Linked DNA regions of Homo sapiens: region 1 is linked to region 2. The links are chromatin contacts, found by Hi-C in ENCODE. All regions are on one chromosome and are shown on one strand. The core of a region is the stretch at or near the end of the contact, and the rest is flanking DNA. Distances in the headings are between cores, read along the strand shown. Region 1 has its middle 29 kb from the start of TFAM. Region 2 has its middle 48 kb from the start of LINC00844.

Region 1 (6,725 bases), core at 1,875-4,374, 540 kb after region 2:
GGACACAGGGTGGGGAACATCATACACCAGGGCCTGTCGTGGAGTGGGGGGAGCAGGGAGGGATAGCATTAGGAGAAATACCTAATGTAAATGACGAGTCAACGGGTGCAGCACACCAATATGGCACATGTATACATATGTGACTAACCTGCACGCTGTGCACATGTACCTTAGAACTTAAAGTATAATTTTAAAAAAAAGTACCTAATGTAAATGACGAGCTAACAGGTACAGTAACACCAACTTGGCACATGTATACATATGTGACAAACCTGTACGTTGTGCATATGTACCATAGAACTTAAAGTATAATAAAAAATAAAAAGTAAATAAACAAAAGAAAATAAACAGAAACAAATGAATTAAATGAATGATATCCTCTTTGGTAAAGCACCTGTTAAATCTTGCTTGTTGCTCTTTTTGTTGGGTTATCTCTTTTTCTTATTTGTAAGAAAATAAGAGAATTTTATATAAATGGGTAGGAGTCCTTTGTTAAGCAGGTGCCATTGCAAATATTTTCTCCTAGACCTGGCTTGCCTTTTGACATTCCATGTGGTTTGTTTGTTTGATAAACATAAGTTCTCAATTTTATTAAACTCCAATTCATAAGTATATTCCTTTTTGGTAAGTACTTTGTTGTCTTTTTAAGAAATCTTTGCATACTCCAAGGTATCAGAAATTTTCTGTTTTCTCCTAAAGCTTTATTGTCTTACCATTCACATTTAGATCAACAATCCAGCTGGATTTATTTTTTTAGTTTAGTGTAAGGAAGGCTCAAGATCAAGATACATTTTTTCCATGTGGATATCCAGTTGCCCAGCATCCTTTTTTTTTTTTTTTTTTTTTTTGAGACAGAGTCTCACTCTATTGCCCAGGCTCTGGAGTGCAATGGTGCGATCTTGGCTCACTGCAACCTCTGCCAGGTTCAAGCAATTCTCCTGCCTCAGCCTCCCAAGTATCTGGGATTACAGGTGCCCACCACCACGCCCGGCTAATTTTTGTATTTTCAGTAGAGACGCGGTTTCGCCATGTTGGTCAGGCTGGTCTTGAACTCCTGACCTCAGGTGATCCACCTGCCTTGGCCTCACAAAGTGCTGGGATTACAGGCATGAGCCACTGCTCCCAGCCCAGCATAATTTATTTTTATGTATGTATGTATGTATGTATGCATTTATTTTTTAGAGACAAGGTTTCACTGTGTTTCCCAGGCTGGAGTGCAGTGGCATGATCATAGCTCACTGCAGTCTCAAGTAGCTGGTATTACAAGTGTGTGCCACCATGTCCATCTAATTTTTAAACATTTTTTGGTAGACATAGGGTCTCACTTTGTTCCCTGGGCTGATCTCAAACTCCTGGCCTCAAGTGATACTCCCACCTTGGCCTCCCACAGTGCTGGGATTACAGGTGTGGGCCATACCACCTGCCCAACCAGCACCATTTATTAACATAATCATCTATTACCACTCACTGCACAGCAGTGTCATTTTTGTCATAAGTTAGGTGACTAGTATGTGTAGATTTGTTTCTATCTTTGTACCAATTGCACTCTTAAGTTGTATTTTTACAGGATCTACATCAATAAAATTAATTAATTGGGTCTCTCTGTTACTGCATCACAGTAGAAGATAGCTGCATGGGATTTTATCAGATTTGGAGGGTCTGGCTATGGAATGCCTGATCCATAGTCATAGAATCCTAGACAATACAGCATCTGATCAGAGAACCCACTGAAGGTATGGGAGAGAAGGAGGTATGAGAGTGAGAGCCATAACCAGGAGACCCAATGGTCATATCACATACTGCCCCATCCAGACACTACCAGCCTATTAGAGTAATGAAATGATTTGCTGGAAAGAAACAACTGAAACACTAACTCACAGGCAACACTCTGAAAAAGGCACAGCTGAAACACTAACTCATAGGCATCCAATAGGATGAAGTATACATACTGAATCAGACACCTCCATATGCTGCTGGGTCTCCAGTAGGAACCAAGGTATAGAAGCACAAGTGGCCCTACCTAACATCATTTTCAATGACCCACTAGGGGGCTTTTCTTTTTGTCCCTTTAACTCTGGGCTCTGCAGGATTAGAGGTCCCAGTTCCAAAAGGGGACACACCCTTGCCAAGGGACACAGCAAGATTTCCATTAAACTACCAGCCTCAGCTGCCCTCTGGGCACTTTGGCTCTTTATATTCAGGACCAGCAGGCAAGAACAGGAGTCATTGTCCTGAAAGGTGTCATTGGCCCTGACCAGCAGAAAAAGGTGAGGCTTACACCTCTTTCTTATACAATTGAGAGGAACATTTACAGAACTCAGGTGATCTGCAGGGGCACTTCCTGTTACTCCTTTATCCAGATGTGACTGTGAATGGACAAGTGCAGCCATCCTGATCTGAGAAAAGTGTGATTATCAGGGGTCCAGACCCCTCAGGAATGGGAGTTAGAGTCAGCTCAGTAGGTAAGCCACGGAGGTGGTAGCTGAGGAAGCAGGGAATTTAGAATGGACATTGGGTGGGGAAGGTGGGGATAGTGAATACCAATTGGAGCCCCTAAGCTCCCTCTTCTCAGTTTCCCCTTAGGAAGAGAGGCTCACTGGGACCCCAAAGAAGCTGCTCTGCAAGTGTATATGGTGATACGAAGCCACACAGCACAAGGGTGGATTGTGGCAACCATGGAGGTTTACTGCTCATAACACCCTTGAAGGAAGAACTTGCTGGCAGCCTCAGCTGTTAATGAATTCATGATCTGCCTTCACTTTCAAGCCGAATCTGCATTCTTCCAAGGTAACCCCCACCCAGTGACTGAGCACAGTAAGGACACTAGGGCCTGGCCATTTCTGTGGGTTTCTTTAATGAGCAATCTTTGCTCTGGAGCTCCCCGTTGGGTTGGCTGAGATTTTGTCAGATCTTCATCATGGACTGAGGTTCCCACATCTGGAACCTTCACTATAAGAAAATCAGGACATGGAATTTTTGGCTTTCCAGCCTGTGTAGTACAAGAAAGCATCCAAGAAGGAGGGAGAAGGGAGGCGGAGCACTAATCTACCATGTACCTCAGCCAGTTCACCGTGTCCCATGAGGAAGAAGGGAGCAGTGGTTTCTGGAAAGCCACAGGTGAAGGCATTTCCTGGCTTGAAAACAGAAATGGAACCAGGAAAGAGGAGAGAGAAAAGCATAGCCCAGTGGAGCATGCAAGCAGGTCCGATGTGGACAAGCTTTTCTGTCTTTTTGGAATCCCTATCAAATGCTGCCCTCTGATGTTTGTGGAATAAACTACTTTTGAGAAATGTGAAAACAGCCTCATAAGAGAATGAATCTAGCTGTAGTTTCCTGGGATAAATAGCTCTAGATGTCTGAACCTCATGGAAACCAGGAAAAATCCACCAAACTGGGCACCAAAACTACTTCCAAATGATTGGGTCAACTGCCATACAGATCAAGTTTTACCGAGGTGCTATTAACTTAGACCTCTAGGTATAGCTTATCTTTTCTTCCACAATCAGAGTGGGGGCAGTCTTAAGCATTCCTCATGGTTCATGGAATGATCAGAAAGCACATGGTAAATTATGAATCATTTGTACAAACTATGAATCCAAATGAAGTCTTCCAATAAAAGCGTTTAATTTATTGCCAGTATTATTCATATCACTTCTCTTTATAATCTGTCTTTACAAGGTCCCCCCAACCATACCACCATCATAAATGTTGATTAGGAAAAGAGTGACATCACTGATTTTCAGAATGTTAAGTGCCAGTAGGGAATAACTTTATGTCAACAAACAAAGTTTCTGTTTCTGAATATAATATTGCCCAGTACAGCCAAGGAATGAAAGTCACAATGTTTAAAAGTATCACATCTCTAGCTGTCAGTTGATACACAAAACACTTGTCAGAGTTACAGATTAAACAGTAAATAAAAGCCAAGAATCAGGAGATGACCCTTGGGCATGCCAAGCATGCTCCTGCCTCAGTGCACTTACGTTTTCCTCTGCTTGCAACACACTTTCCCTCAATATCACATCCACAGGAGTGTTCTCTCATCTTCCTTCCAAGCTGCTAAAGTGGTAAGGTCCAGGGTCTATGTTCACAGAAGTTTAAGTCACAGTCACATCTTTCTATTCCCCCTTTATCCCCCATGGTCATTTTGTGGCCAATTGGAACTGTGGCTTGGGATCTTTGGATGGAGGAAGGTGGGTTAGAAGAGGCTTCACTGTAGACAAATTTATGTGAGTTGTCTCTATTGGGGTTGGAAGTCAAAAGCACATTTATTGTGTTAGTTTGTTTCCCTTTGCTAACCTTCCTTCAGTATATGCCTTCCTTTTCTATTTATTCTTTGGCAGGATTTAAATATTCATGGGTCTCTGGGCCTAGTAATTTCTTTTTTTTTTCAGACGGAGTTTCGCTCTTGTTGCCGAGGCTGGAGTGCAACGGCGCGATCTCCAGCTCACCGCAAACTCCGCCTACTGGGTTCAAGCAATTCTCCTGCCTTAGCCTCCTGAACAGCTGGGATTACAGGCATGTGCCACCACACTTGGCTAATTTTGTATTTTTAGTAGAGACGGGGTTTCTCCATGTTGGTCAGGGTGGTCTCGAACTCCCAACCTCAGGTGATCCGCCCGCCTCGGCCTCCCAAAGTGCTGGGATTACAGGCGTGAGCCACCGGGCCCGGCTTAATTTCCGATAGCCCCTCAATCTCACTCTGATTCCTAATGGGATTCATGCTAGAGAAGCCAAGTAGATTAATGAGCAAAGGCCATCATGTCCGGAATTGCAGCACTCTTTTCTGAGAATTGTCTCCATCCCAAGACCACCATCTCTGAGAACCTCTAAATATTTGCAAACTCTTTGGCAAACAGTATCAAACCATTCAAGTTTGAGGCTAGAGTAGTAACTAAAATATGACAAGCTGGAGATGCTCAGCAAAAACTACTTATATTGTGCTTGTACAGATCAACCTGCAGTTTCCAGGTGCCAGAGCTGTTACCATTCCTACCTTTCTCTTCAATCTTCTAGTACTAGGGAAAGGTATTTGCAAATAAGGCAAGGCAGAGATCAGAGCATGCTGCCCTCTGCATGGCCTGGGGGAAGTGCATCACACTCTCCCTCTCCACTGTTTGCTTTCTCACTGGGGAAGAGATGGACTCATCTTCAAAATGAAGGGATAAAAGGCTGCAGAAAACAACAAGCTCGGGGCTAAGTGTGGGGTCAGAGCTGTGTGTAATCAGTCATTAGGGGGCCCTGATCTGCTGATCTACTTTAAGGCTTTGGAATTTGACTTGAGGGATGTCATCCTGCTGCGTTCACAGAAGAAATTCCCAGGGGCTAGAGGTGAGGTCTAGCCACAAAAGTGAGATCATAGATGGAGAAACACTTAGAAAAAGAGTTTGTAGTGCTGTTGTTGTGGTAATGAAAAGAATAATAAGCTGACCACAAAGATCCTCCCAAATCTCTCATGTTGAGTAGTTTAGTCATTGTACAATAAAATAGCATAGCTTTGAGAGCTAAATAAATGTGGGATAGAGAAATGATTACAGTGTTCACAAATGAGAGATAAATTAAACAAATTACAGCAATCCCTACCATAGAATAATATGTAGTCATTTAAAAATTATGTACTACACACATATTGTGGAGGGCAACGTGGCACAATGGATAAAAAAATACAGATCCATATACCTCTAATCTAGCATTCCACTTTAAGAAATTTATCTTACAGGTGTGTTCATACAGGTGCAAAATGACATGTATACGATTATTTGCCTTGCCTTAGAAGAAAACCTAGGCAATACCACTCAGGACATAGGCATGGGCAAAGACTTCATGACTAAAACACCAAAAGCAATGGCAACAAAAGCCAAAATTGACAAATGGGATCTAATTAAACTAAAGAGCTTCTGCACAGCAAAAGAAACTAGCATCAGAGTGAACAGGCAGTCTACGGAATAGGAGAAAATTGTTGCAATCCACTCACCTGACAAAGGGCTAATATCCAGAATCTACAAAGAACTTAAACAAATTTACAGGAAAAAAAAAACAACCCCATCAAAAAGTGGGCGAAGGATATGAGCAGACACTTCTCAAAACAAGACATTTATGCGACCAACAGACACAAGAAAAAATGCTCATCATCACTGCTGATTAGAGAAGTGCATATCAAAACCACAATGAGATACCATCTCACACCAGTTAAAATGGAGATCATTAAAAAGTCAAGAAACAACAGATGCTGGAGAGGATGTGGAGAAATAGGAACACTTTTACACTGTTGGTGGGAGTGTAAAGTAGTTCAACAATTGTGGAAGACAGTGTGGCAATTCCTCAAGGATCTAGAACCAGAAATACACTTTGACCCAGCAATCCCATTACTGGGTATATACCCAAAGGATTATAAATCATTCTACTATAGGACACATGCAGACGTATGTTTGTTGTGACACTCTTCACAATAGCAAAGACTTGGAACCAACCCAAATGCCGATCAATGATAGACTGGATTAAGAAAATGTGGCACATATACTCCATGGAATACTGTGCAGCCACAAAAAAGAATGAGGTCATGTCCTTTGCAGGGACATGGATGAAGCTAGAAACCATCATTCTCAGCAAACTAGTACAGGAACAGAAAACCAAACACCACATGTTCTCACTCATAAATGGGAGTTGAACAATGAGAACACATGGGCACAAGGAGGGGAACATCACAAACTGGGGCCTGTCGGTGG
Region 2 (6,872 bases), core at 1,053-3,552:
TCTCTCCCCAAAGCAAGCCATAAAACCTAGAAAAGTTATTCTTTCCCTTCTCCCTTTGTTACTGGTGTCAAATCCATATCCATACAGGTCTACAGCAATCTCAATTCTTGCCTCCTCAGAAGAAAGAATTCAAGCAAGGGGCATAAGGCAGGAGAAGAGACCGAGGCAAGTTTTAGAGCAGGAGTGAACGTTAATTAAAAAGCTTTAGATCAGAAATAAAAGGAAATAAACTATACTTAGAAGAGGGCCAAGCAGGTGACTTGAGAGATCAAGTGTGCAGTTTGACCTTTTGACTTGGGGTTTTATGCATTGGCATACTTCTGGTGTCTTGCATTACTTCTCCCCTGATTCTTCCTTTGGAGCAGGCTGCCAAGGTGTGCAGTAGCCTGCTAGCACCTGGGAGGGGAACATGCGCAGTGTGTTTACTGGAGTTGTACGCATGTTCACTTGAGGTATTCTTCCCTTACCAGTCTAGCATTCCTAGAGGAAAGTCATATACCAGTTAAACTCTGCCATTTTACCTCTTAATGTGCATGTTTGAGCCCACTCACCAAACTCCTGAAATCTTATTGAGAAGCTGCCGCTCACCAGTTTCAGATTTTTTCTATCTGTTGGGAAACTGCCCTTACCTGGTGCCGGTTCTGACAAATTATTTTATAGAGAGAGCTAACAGTTGCCTCACCATCACCTGATGGTCACCTGACATTCCATTCCTCATGTGTGTATGTGGGGAAGGCTGAACCCTCTCCTGCCCTGCTTATGCCTGACTAGCTACCTACTGAAACATCTTAAAGACCCTCATTCCAGAGGGTCCTGCCCCATACCTGGGAAGAAGGAATGCTGCACAGAGAGGCCAAGAAGAATCTGAACAGACAGGCCTTGCTGGGTTCTCCACCTGAGTCTATTACCATTAGATCATACCCTTTTGTTTAATCACATTTCTACATGGCTGTCTATTCTTCAATAAACCTAAGCATAGAAACAGTTTTCTCTGGGTCTTTGAGTCTTCATTTCTGAAGCCTCCTATAATGTAAAACTTTGATTAAATACATTTATTATTATTTTCTCTTGTTAATCTGACTTTTGTTATAGGAGTGTCAGCCGTGACCTTTATGATGGGTGAGGAAAGGCATCACACCTTTTTTCTCCTACAACTTCCCAGTCAAAATGAGCCTATTCTCTCTTTTACTGTCATACCAGGCTTCTTTTTTTTTTTTTTTTAACTCTGTCACCAGGCTGGAGTGCAATGGCGAGATCTTGGTTCACTGCAACCTCTGTCTCCTGAGCTCAAGGGATTCTCCTGCCTCAGCCTCCTGAGTAGCTGGGACTACAGGTGTGCACCACCATGCCCAGCTAATTTTTGTATTTTTAGTAGAGATGGGGTTTCACCATGTTGGCCAGCATAACAGGCTTCTTTACTCACCAAGATGCCTGCTAACAAATCTGATAAAAATCACCCTTATCAACAACATCATGGAGAAATCAAGAATTCTATGAAATCAGCGTTCTCCTTTGCATGGTCGATAGCCCCCATGAGATCTGGTTTCCTCATCTCATACTACTCCCTGCCTGGTTCAATGCCATAGTCATTCCAGCTTCTTTTAGCTCCTGCACTGATCTTTTCCCTCTCTCTCCCTATGCAGCTTCACACCTACTGTTTCTTCTGCCTGAACTTCTCTCCTCAACTAATTTCCTGTCTGCTAAGCCAGCCCTCACTCATTCTCATACATCCAGTACTTCACAGGGAAGTTATCCCTGTCACTCCTCCTCTAGCATCCATGTTACATTGTCTAGTATGTACTTCTCAGTAGACTTGCACCACAGTGACAACTACTTGTTCAGTGGCTGTCTCATTCCTCTGGGGGATGAGATTCCTGAGTGCAGGGACTGTCTCTTTTGTTTATCTCTGTATCCCCAGCACTGAGCCCAAGACCTGGAACACACTGAACATCAGACAAATCGTTGTTGAATGAATTAATCAGAGTTAGTGAGAGAGGAAATGCATGGTTTGCCCCAATGGAGATATATTGCCTTTCCAAGCACAGTTTAAAAGATGGTCATTGGGCAAGTATGGAGTCCTCATTAAGGTTAATAGAAACAGAGAACTTTGCCTAGGATTACATGAGCCTGCTGGTTAAGAACAACACTTTTTTTTTTCATTCTTTTGGTTTTTTTAATGATCATTAAATTGTACCTACCTTCACAATGTGACCAGTATCATACTGTGGTATCAATTTCAGACTATAATGCGAGTCTGCCATCTACTGGTGCTACGGGGTAGTACTATGAAACCTCTGACAAGCATTTTCATTTTCTCTGGAATCTTCTGGGTTCCAGAAGCTAGGAGGGGCATAGATTCCAACATGCCCAACCATTTCATTTTACCCAAAGGGAAACCATTTCCCACAGAGTATAAATGACCACCCTGGGCCATACAGCTAATCGGTGGAAGGTCTGAACTCTAACCTAGGCCTCCTGACAAAATCAGCCTCTTGGTTCTTATTCTTCATCGTAATTCTGGATACTAACTGAAGTACATCTGGTCAACAGTGTTGACCTTGACTTTTTCCAAAAGGAAATGGAACAATTGAGACTTGTTCAAGTTTACACGCCAGGAATCTCTTACCCCCTTGTATAAAGCTCATCACATCCCAGAAAGCATATCTGCTTTCTGTCCAAGGATTTCCTGGATCTGAAAACAGCTGTACAGGATTGTGTGGGAAAGACTAGATTTACAAAACTTGGAATTTCGCACCAGAAACTTAGGCAAAGATGTGGTGCAAGACGTGCACTGCCTGCCATTAAATTGTATGCCATCAGCAAGATCCTGAGGGATTCGAAACACACCAGATGTTTGTGTTCCGAAAAGCCATGATCTTTAATGGAAAAACTGACAAACCATAATGGAAAGAGCTAGGAACTGCCATCCTAATAAGAATTGACAGGATCAGTGTAGAGCCTTCCAGAAAGGCCTCCTCTGTTAATCTGGCAGAATTGGCTACAGAAGCACTAGGTTTTCCAATAGGTACATTTTTAAAAAAATTTTTTTTAGCTACCCCAAGGGACTAGATTTAACCATAGTCATCTTTTTATTGTGTGGTTTGCATGGAAACACGCCTGTTAACATTCCTGAGATCAACGCAGAGTCAAAACAAACCAAACATCCCAGTACCTGCCAGAAGAGTTTCATCTTTCCCTAACAATTCTTGGAACAGAGCACTTTAGGGACTGAACTTCTAAAACAAAGGAAAGAAAGAAGATGTGGCTGCCGGGAAGTTCTCACTGGGTACTTCAAAAAAATTTCCCTGGAACTCTTTGGCTCGGAGTGTATCTTTAAAATTTTTCTTTACTCAAAACAGTACCGCCAGCTAATGAACAGGTCCAGGCTGGTCATTTGCTTCCATAATTTGGAAAAGTAACACCTTTACTTCATATCTCTGGGACCATTGTTGTCCAGCGATCTGACAAAGGAAAATACTGTCGGGTCCCAGGGGGTTTCCGATCAATCGGGGTACTATTTTAGTACCTTCAGGGTTGTAATAAAAACATGTTTCCTCTTGAACAAAAATAAGAACTAGCTAATAGAAATATTAATATTTATTCAATTAAACCCTTCTCATGATCATCTCCCTTCAAGTCTCAACCTCTAGGAGACTGATGCTCACCATTGCCCACAGACATGATCTGGAATGTCATTGGTTTACACCTGAATCCCTGTGTACCCTTTCCATCTCAACACAGTCCCCATGGACAATGGCACCATCTGGACGTCAAAATTACAGAGGACTGCATCAAGGTACCAGAGACCTTTGCTCCTCAGTGACAGAAAAAATGAGAATGTTCATGTTTACTCAGAATGTTAGTGTGTGGTTTAAATGAGGACTGGGAGGTCCAAATGAAACATCCAAGGCCAGACCAAGGTTCTTGTGATTTGGACATTACTACTGCCCTCTTTTCTCTCTTAGGGAAGAACTCAGAGTTCTTGGAAAATCTGGACTCTAATTTGTGCTCTATCTGTCCCCTGATGGCTCAGAGACACTGCTCAATGCAAGTGACAATTCTCTCATTGCAAAACCCATGAGAGATGTAACAGTCCCCTCCACCATCCCTTCTCAATTTCACATCAAGGAGATGCAGGTGACTGGAGCCCATGGTTTCCCCTCACTACGCCCCTCATCACTCCACATCTGCCAATATATTTCCTTTTATTTCCACCTACTTCTACTATTAGCTGCTGCACTTACTCTGAATTCATTTTCATCTCTTCCCTGACTCATCCTGTTATTTCTTAGTCATCAGTCAAGATCAAACAGTCCAAAATAGCCTGGTAGATTTGACTTGAGACACAGCTCAATAGTTATTGACTGGCCTTTATCCCCTTGCCTGGCCCTACAAGTAGGGTATGATGGTAGTGGGATTTTCATGCTGAAAATAGCATAAACACTACAGTTTAGGGAATTTTCACATTTACCCCAAAATTCTGTCTTGCTTAGAGCCTGACTTAATTTAGGTTTAGTTTACATTATTTCAAAATAAATTCATATCTTGAGTTTGTTCATATGGGCAATCTGATACAGTTGTTTCAAACCAGGCAAACTAAACAAACAAAAAAAACATAGGAAGCATGTAATAGTGTTTAAGTGTGGGCTCTGGCCCCAGACTGCTTGAGTTCACATTCGCCACTTCTGAGCTGAATGGCCTGTTCAAGTTAACCCTTCCAAAACCCAGCTTCTTCACTTATAAATGCAGATAATAATAGTACCTGCCCCATCAGACCATTAGGATTAAATGAGATAATACACAAAATACACTTAGCATAGTGTCTTGTGCATTGTTGATTGTATTGTTTTTAAATATACAAAACTACCATTATATATATATATATATAAGATATTTCAAAATACATGCTCTCATTTAACCCTGACAACCCTAAGGTATAGGTATTATCATCCCCATTTCGTAGGATGTTGGCTTGCCTGTAGACATAACTTTCTGTCCAGGTTTTTCAAGGAGCATTTGCTCAATCACATATCGTAGAGTCTGGAGGCAGTGTTCTCATTGAGACTCATGCTTTTGGCTCTAACATCCTCAATCCCTCTTTGTCACTATTGTCTACAAAATCTTGGGCTCCTATCCAGATCCTAATATCAATATGCTGTGTGACTTTATTATCTATGGTAATACCCAACATCCTGGCTGCTCACTTCCTTGAACTCTTCATCTCTAGTGATATTCTCCTTTGGTCATGTGTTTTCATTGCCCTTCTTTTGGCCTTGACAGCACCCAGAACCACTGTCCTACCTTCAAAATCAAGAACTCAGACATTTCCCAATTCTTATCATTTTAGATGGCTCTTTGAGTTATTTCAATTAAACCAGCTCTTTGAATTCATTTGACTACCTTTACAATTTCTCACTTATCTCACTGACTCAGAATATCAGTGTCCTCCTTCCTTTGCTTCCTTCCCTATCCTATTTATATTCAATATCCTGTTACTTCAACCATTCTTTTATCAGTTTCTTCAATTCCTTTGCCCACTATCCTTTCATCCCATTTACCTGGCCTCTCTCAGGAACCCAACTATTGACCAAAGTTGCTGAGCATCACTGCAGAAAATGCAGCAGGGCAGAGTGTTGCCATGGTGTGTTCATGTCAACATCCTCAATAGGACATAAAACACTGCCAAGAAATTTACTGAGTTTTCATCAGCTCTCCTATTCTCCATGGTGAGGATTCCATACTTTTTCACTATCTTCAATCCTCCAACTTCCTCACACCACCCAATACTCAAGGCAGATGGCATCAACTCCTACTTCATAGAGAAAATAGAGACATTCTGAGAGGAGATCCTCCAACTTTCCACCACCACATTTACAAACCCATGCACTTACACAGCCACTCTTCCATCTTGCCTCCTGCCACTGCGGAAGAGGGGCCCTTCTTTCTAATCAAGACTTATGCCTCCACCAGTCCCCTGCCCTGCTTCATCGGGAAGAGATCTTGGTTTACAAATTATCCCTTCTCTCCTGTCTTAAATCTCTTGCTTTATATTGGATCTTTCTCATCAGCTTTCTAATATACTAAAACCTTTTTCCTCTCTTAAACCTGAAAATCATATTTGTCTATTTCTGCTTCACAGATGAGAAAATAGAGGCTCTTAGAGATTTAGGAGGAAAGAGGAGAATAGGGTTTGAGCCCAGGACATTGTGGTCATACACAGTGCCTTTCATTAAAGTGCCACACTATGTTCTGCAGCAGCTTGCCCTGCCTAAATATTAAGATGCTTTCATCTGTGGGCTGTGAATATACTCTATTTTAGGTATCTTCACTAGAGGATTGGGTTGATTTCTTGGCAAGCCAATCTGCTGATCAATGCTCCAATATTATGACCTCCCCTAAGGCCCCAAATGATAAAGGGAAATAGCTGGATAGACCTAATCTCTACTTTGGTTGCTCCATCTGCAAAGTGTAACTGATAATATATCTTCTTCCCACCTTCTAAGATCATTCTCCTCCTACTCCCCACCTCCATTTCTCATCAGCAATGTAATAAAGATGGCAAATCTCTCCCCTATGGAAGGTTTTTCAATTGTTGAGGGGGAAGGTGCTACATAAATGCTCAATATAGCCATCTTTTTTGGGAAGCTCATTCTCTGCGTGTGCTGACAGATAACTGTGATGTGGATGAAGCTGAGCACATTTTCTTCAGAAACGAAAAAATAGATCGAGAAGGAGGAAAATTCATTAAGCATCTGGGGGAAAGACTCAGAGAAGACCCAAGCAAAAACGTGGCCAAGCATCTAAATCAACATCCACTGCTACAGCTATTTGTGTCTGCCCTTTGTTAGTATTAGACCCAGGAGGCATGTTGA

The links. A loop is a pair of places that touch in the nucleus more often than their neighbours do. Pooled maps may share reads with other maps.
Region 1: a loop to region 2 is called in a map of mammary epithelial cell, with 19 times the contacts of the local background. The contact joins two enhancer-like sites. A Hi-C loop is called at or near these places in 7 of 168 maps with a recorded cell type or tissue (Caco-2, Calu3, IMR-90 and 4 more) and 12 of 50 pooled maps.

The regions. Positions count from the first base shown.
Region 1 is chr10:58,411,255-58,417,979 of GRCh38, reverse strand. No RefSeq gene overlaps it. Among named protein-coding and RNA genes, the nearest start is that of TFAM, 29 kb to the right of the region's middle. Within about 2 kb of position 3,124, at least 2 of the 41 ENCODE cell types and tissues checked have a DNase peak (open chromatin) inside an H3K27ac peak, as active enhancers do.
Region 2 is chr10:58,948,246-58,955,117 of GRCh38, reverse strand. No RefSeq gene overlaps it. Among named protein-coding and RNA genes, the nearest start is that of LINC00844, 48 kb to the left of the region's middle. Within about 2 kb of position 2,302, at least 9 of the 41 ENCODE cell types and tissues checked have a DNase peak (open chromatin) inside an H3K27ac peak, as active enhancers do.